Linked DNA regions of Homo sapiens: region 2 is linked to region 1. Evidence: read pairs that join two places in POLR2A ChIA-PET (ENCODE). Cell type or tissue: PC-9. All regions are shown on one strand. Each heading gives the region's core, and the rest is flanking DNA. Links, peaks and the distances in the headings are about the cores only. Region 1 overlaps SGMS1 (sphingomyelin synthase 1). Region 2 has its middle 35 kb from the start of SGMS1-AS1.

Region 1 (2,814 bases), core at 73-2,572:
ACTTTTGATTTTGAAATAACTCTAGACTCACATAGAAGATACAAACATTGTAGAATGTTCCTGTGTATCCTTCACCCAGCTTCTCCCCATATCTTACGTAATAACTATACAATTATCAAAGCACAAACTTGACACTGGGTACAATACTATTACTATTAATAAACTACAGCCCACGTTCAGATTTCACTAGTTTTTACATGTTCTTTGTTGTTTGTTTGGGTTTTTTTACATACAATTCTATAAAACTTTATCTCATATATAGATTTATATAACAATTTCCACAATCGGGATATAAATCTGTTCCATCAAAGCACATTATGTATTGAAAAGACCCTTTTGGGATTATAAACATCATCTGCTGGAAGCACTTTGGTAAATGATGAGGACTTTCTTTTGACCTTTTCCCTTACCACATTAAAAAGCCAATTGTCTATGCTCCAGCTGGTATGTACAAACCACAATTGCCAGAGAAGTTCACTTTTCAGAATGGGTGTTTGTCCTGTTCACTCTTTGTTTATTATATGCCAGACCCAGTAGAGGCAGAGTGGATAAAATAGCAAACAAGAGAACAGTACTTCCTGCCTTTAAAAGAATTTAGAGTGTGAGAAATATTCATTCACTCATTCATACACACACACACACACACACACACACACACACACAGTGACAGACACTATCCATGAATGAAAAGTAAAAAGTGAGATGAAAGGTTAAAACACAATCTGGTTAAGACAGTGAGGAAGGTCCTTGTAAGCAAGCCCCATCCTCAGACTCAGTATTCAAGGCCTTCTGTGGGACCAGGTCATCCAAGTGCCAGAGCCATTGAGTATGAAACACAGAAACCAACAAGTTCTTAAAGCAGAATACAAAGATGCTCAGGGCTTAAGAAATTCACTGAAGACTTCTTAACTTCTCCTTAAGTCAGAGTCCAGCCCAAAAGATATACAGAGTTGGCAATTATCCATGTGATGTTACCTTAGGACACCCATAGGCCTATTTCTGCCTTAAAAGGTTCTTTGCAACCACCTGCCACAGTGAGCCAAACGCTACTACTAGAGATCTTGTAGTTACAGAGGTCTCCCTCTGCTCTAGATGAGTCACAATGAAATCTTATCAGAAAGTGGGGACACAGTAATCCATCACTGGCTTTTGGCTCTGGCATGACCCTCTCCTCTTGTCTGAGGGATCCACACTTATAAAATTCTTCAAGGTAAACTGCCCCTCTTCCCTTCTAACCTGTACATAATTTTGTCATTAATCTCTAATGCTATTTGTCCCATGTCTCTCTCTCCATTCTATACTAATAATCTCAGAAGTCTGACTCATCTCCGTATCTCCTGGCATCTGTACCCTCAGCTCCCACGCACACAGTAGATGTCAATAAACATTCAGTGAATGTTCACATACAAGGTATGATTTCAGATTACAATGTCCATAGTAGGGCTTTGAGGGAGTGGATTGTGAAACAGATGGGTCATAATAGGAAAGATACCAATCAAAGGCATGGGGAAGGCTATCCGGTTCAAGAAGCATACCACAGAGTAGCTGAATATGGCAACAGGGTACTTGGGCACCTGAGAGAGGGCAGACGCAGGACAGAAGGAGATGGTGTGAGGGAGTAGGAAACAAGACTTCTCCATACATGATAGCACTCAGAACCAAGCTAGCACCTGTCAGAGAAAAAAAACCAGACATACCCTGAAGCAGAAAGGAGAGAGAGAAAGGGCTCTCTCTCTGTCTTCATGACTTTGTTTATATGGACATTTGCCAAGAGCAGGGCTATGGGAGACCAGGAGCTCAAAAAGAAGCAAGTATTTGCAACAGCTGCTATGGAAGTCAGCTAGGAAATTAATAAGAAATGAGATCAAGGACGTCAACTCACATACCAGTTCCAAAACCCTCTGGAGTCCCTCTGTGCACAAGGCAATGACCTGGGTTTGCCAGTCCATGAGGGCTGGGTCCTATCCTGCAATGCCTTCTGATCCAGCTATGAGGAAGTTCGCAGGCTGCCCAAGAGTTTATGGGAAAAAAAGACACTGTTCTTGGCCCTGCATTAATTGAGCTTCCACATGTAGAAATGGTTTAGTGATTAGTAAACGCAAGAACTCCCAAATCAAACACTGTTTTACAACATAAATTTAAAACTATCAGAAAATTATTCCAGCTCATATTTCCAAAACCACTGGTTTTTCAGCAGGACTTCCTCTTAACCAGCACCTTGGCCTTTGCCACCTTGCAGTACCCGGGGTAACACATGGACTATGGAAAGGAGATGGGGGACCCTGCAGCCAGCCACACTTACCCACTACAAGTCTTGAAGACAGCTAGCCCTGAGAGCTCCCAGATAGAGGGCTGAAATACACCACAAAATGAAGTAGGGACATCCTTCCACAAGTTTCACTTGTAATTTTTGTAGTATGCCTCATGTGGGTAACAAATGCTACCATTACAATGCTATTTTCCAAAAACACTGAGCTTCTTGGATGCAAGGTGTTAAGTACCAGTAGGTCCCCAGTCACTCAAGTTTCAGTTACACCAATTGCTTATACTCTCTCTGTCCTCACTAAGGTTTCAACCAAGAAGAACCTTGCTTCCTGGTAACACAGTGAACCACAAAGTAAAACAGAAACTGGCAACCGCAAGATGGTTTTCAATGGTCCCTGGGAAAAACAGCGAAGTAGGTAGAAGTGCCCCTTTCAGCTCCAGTTTGGAAAGGTCACCAGACACTGGTGCAGCCCTCTGGCCACCCCAAGGACCAGTTGTAGCTCCCAAACAAGTGCCCCTTCCCCCTAGGAGTCTTTGAGGCTTCAAAAC
Region 2 (2,814 bases), core at 235-2,734, 150 kb after region 1:
AGCTTAAGCTGGAGTCACTGCACCTGCAGCTCATCCACAACTACATGGAGGTCTACTACCCCTCGGTGAAGGAGAGGGCTGTGTGACAGGCCGAGTGCTTGCCCCAGCTGAGTAAGTTCTTCAGCCGCTTCTGGGCCCAGCGGGAGATGGAGAACAGCCAGCCTGGTGGCCAGGCTGCCAGCTTGAGGCTGAGCAGTGGACCCCGGCCACTTCCTGGACCACAAAGATGAGGAGGAGGGCCTGTCTCTGGACAGGAGCAGCACCATCGCCTCAGACCACGTGGTGGACATGTAGGCCCTCACCTAGTTCCTGGATGAAGCCTCTTCACCCGGTGAGTTTGCCGTCTTCCTCCTCCACTGGCTCTTCCCTGAGCTCTTCCACTACAGCAAGCTGGGTGAGCAGGACAGCTGCTACGGGGACGGCGGCAAGCAGGAGCTGGACCCGCAGAGGCTGCAGATCATCAGCAACTACACGGAGGTCTACTTCCCCCACATGCAGGAGGAGGAGGCCTGGCTGCAGCGGTGCGCCCAGTGCATCAACGACAAGCTCCAGGGCCTGGGGCTGGACGCGGGCAGCGAAGGCAAGCCCCCCACGCAACAACTGCTACAACTCCTCCAGCCTGCCCGATGACATCTCAGTAATCAGGGTGGAGGACAGCTTCAAGGGCGAGCGGTGCCGCTCCAAGAAGATCTGACTGGTACCTATCGACTTGGACAAATTGGAGATCCCCAGCCCAACTTGGAGTTGCCCGGCGCCGACTGCCTGCTCAGCAACGAGCATCTTCGCAGTATCTAGGAGAGCAGCCTGTCCATCGGCAACTTCACCTCGCGCCTGCTGGTGCCCCTGTTCCCCAAGCTCTTCACCCATGACAACCTGCACAAGCAGTACAGCTGCAGCGACTCCCTGGGCAAGAAGCAGCTGGACCCGTCCTGCATCAAGCTCATTCGCCACTAAGTGCACCTGCTCTACCTCTGCACCAAAAACAATCGCGTCTGGACCCTGGAGTTCATGGGCAACCTGCACTGGAACACGAACAGAGGCGCTCCTACCAGCAGCAGTGCAAGGTCCACGTGCTGGCCCCGAGTGTAGAAACATGAGGAGCTATGCAATCAATCCTGAGAGGTTCAGGGAGGAGTTTGAGGGTCCCCCGCTGCCCCTGAGAGGAGCAGCAAGGACTTCTGCAAGATCCCCTTGGATGAGGTGGTGGTCCTTCACCGAGCTTCCCAGTGCGCTCTCCCTACCTGCTGTCCGACAAGGAGGTGCGCGAGATCGTGCAGCAGAGCCTCTCCGTGGGCAACTTTGCCGCGGGGCTCCTCCACCGCCGAGAACTTCCGGCTGCAGTACAACCATTTCCGGGCTTGCAACAAGAAGCAGCTGGACCCTACGCAGCTGCGGCTCATCTACCACTAGGTGGAAGCCGTCTACCCCGTGGAGAAGGTGGAGGAGGTGTGGCACTGCGAATGTATCCCCAGCAATGATGAGCAGTGCCACTGCCCTAACAGGAAAAAATGCGGCATCCTCAAGAAAGCCTAGAAAGTGGAGAAGTGAAGGCCCATGGCCTGCCCAGAGACTCGGGGTCACTAGAGACTGAGCTTAGGAGCATGCCTATGGCATCCACAGACAGGCACCTTATGTCCGTGGGGTGTGTGGCTTACTACACTTGCACATGTAAACACCCAACCAACCACAAGAAAGAAGACTTGAGTTTGGTCTCTTGTCCTCTAGACTTCTGTCCTGTGTTCCCTGGCGGTGCAGCCTGAGTGTGGGGAGCGCAAGCTGTGAGAGCAGGGACTAGTGGGTAGCGGTCCTCTCTACCTGGTCGTGTCCTCCCCAGCCCCTCACAATTTCAAATGCAAACTCAGCAGCTCTCTTGCTCCTCTTCCCATATTTTACAGCTTTCATTTTTATCCAGTTTTTTAAAAATTAAAAATAAACCCTTAAAAAAATCATTGGGCTCTTTGGGGGCCATTTTACTTAGAAAAAAATCTTTTTAAAAGTGCCATCTTCAGTCCAGGTGCGGTGGCTCATGCCTGTAATCCCAGCACTTTGGGAGGCCAAGGCAGGTGGATTACCTGAGGTCAGGAGTTCAGGACCAGCCTGGCCAACGGTGAAACCCCATCTCTACTTAAAAAAAAAAAAAAGCAAAAATTGGCCAGGTATGGTGGTGGGTGCCTGTAATTCCAGCTACTCGGGAGGCTGACAGGAGAATCACTTGAACTCGGAAGGCAGAGGTTGCAGTGAGCCAACATAGTGCCACTGAGCGCCAGCCTGGGCGACAAGAGCAAAACTCCATCTCAAAATAAATAATAAATAAATAAATAAGTAAATAAAAGTGCCATGTTCGTGTACAATGCCTAATCACAGCTTCAGGTGGCATGGATACTGATTTTACTGACCTTGTCTTTTACATCTGATTCTGGAAGAGTCAAGAGGCCTCTTGGATGGCAGTAGAGGGGATGGAACAGTGTGAAGTCCTTTGTGACCATGTGCAAGTTTTCCCTTCTGCTCCAGTGCCTCAGAAGTCTTCCATTCAGCTTGGCCTGTCCATCAGGCACGTGGGTAAAATGTTGTGCTCACTGTGTAGAGGAGAACACTTGATGATGATGAAGAATGTAGAAAGCCATGGAAACATGTCCGCAGTGTCTTCATTTGAGCTGTGTCCTTCCACTGTCCTCATTCCCTCTCCACACATGGTTGCTTGTCGGAGATTCTGGGTTCTGGGAGCTGTGTGGTGACTTCCCCAAACCTCAGTGTTAGCTCCTCCAGGCAGCACCACATCCTCGTTCCCCAGGGCGGGTCCATGTCTGGGCACCT

The links. Peaks named below come from ENCODE experiments on the same cell type or tissue, not always from the same donor. Only the 100,000 strongest peaks of a DNase experiment are listed, where the experiment ranks them.
Region 2: POLR2A ChIA-PET joins it to region 1 with 5 read pairs; 1 of 35 experiments calls an interaction of 5 or more read pairs at or near these places.

The regions. Positions count from the first base shown.
Region 1 is chr10:50,510,621-50,513,434 of GRCh38, forward strand. All of the region lies in intron 3 of SGMS1 (sphingomyelin synthase 1), which reads right to left. Among named protein-coding and RNA genes, the nearest start is that of SGMS1, 110 kb to the right of the region's middle. RefSeq lists a silencer at 329-623 and an enhancer at 805-904. In PC-9, for the core only: no CTCF peak of the experiment used is centred there; DNase peaks (open chromatin) are centred at 1,391 and 2,021; H3K27ac peaks cover 2,500 bases.
Region 2 is chr10:50,658,927-50,661,740 of GRCh38, forward strand. It overlaps the pseudogene BEND3P1. Among named protein-coding and RNA genes, the nearest start is that of SGMS1-AS1, 35 kb to the left of the region's middle. RefSeq lists enhancers at 1,445-1,524, 1,645-1,694. In PC-9, for the core only: a CTCF peak has its summit at 1,491; a DNase peak (open chromatin) is centred at 1,355; H3K4me3 peaks cover 1,163 bases.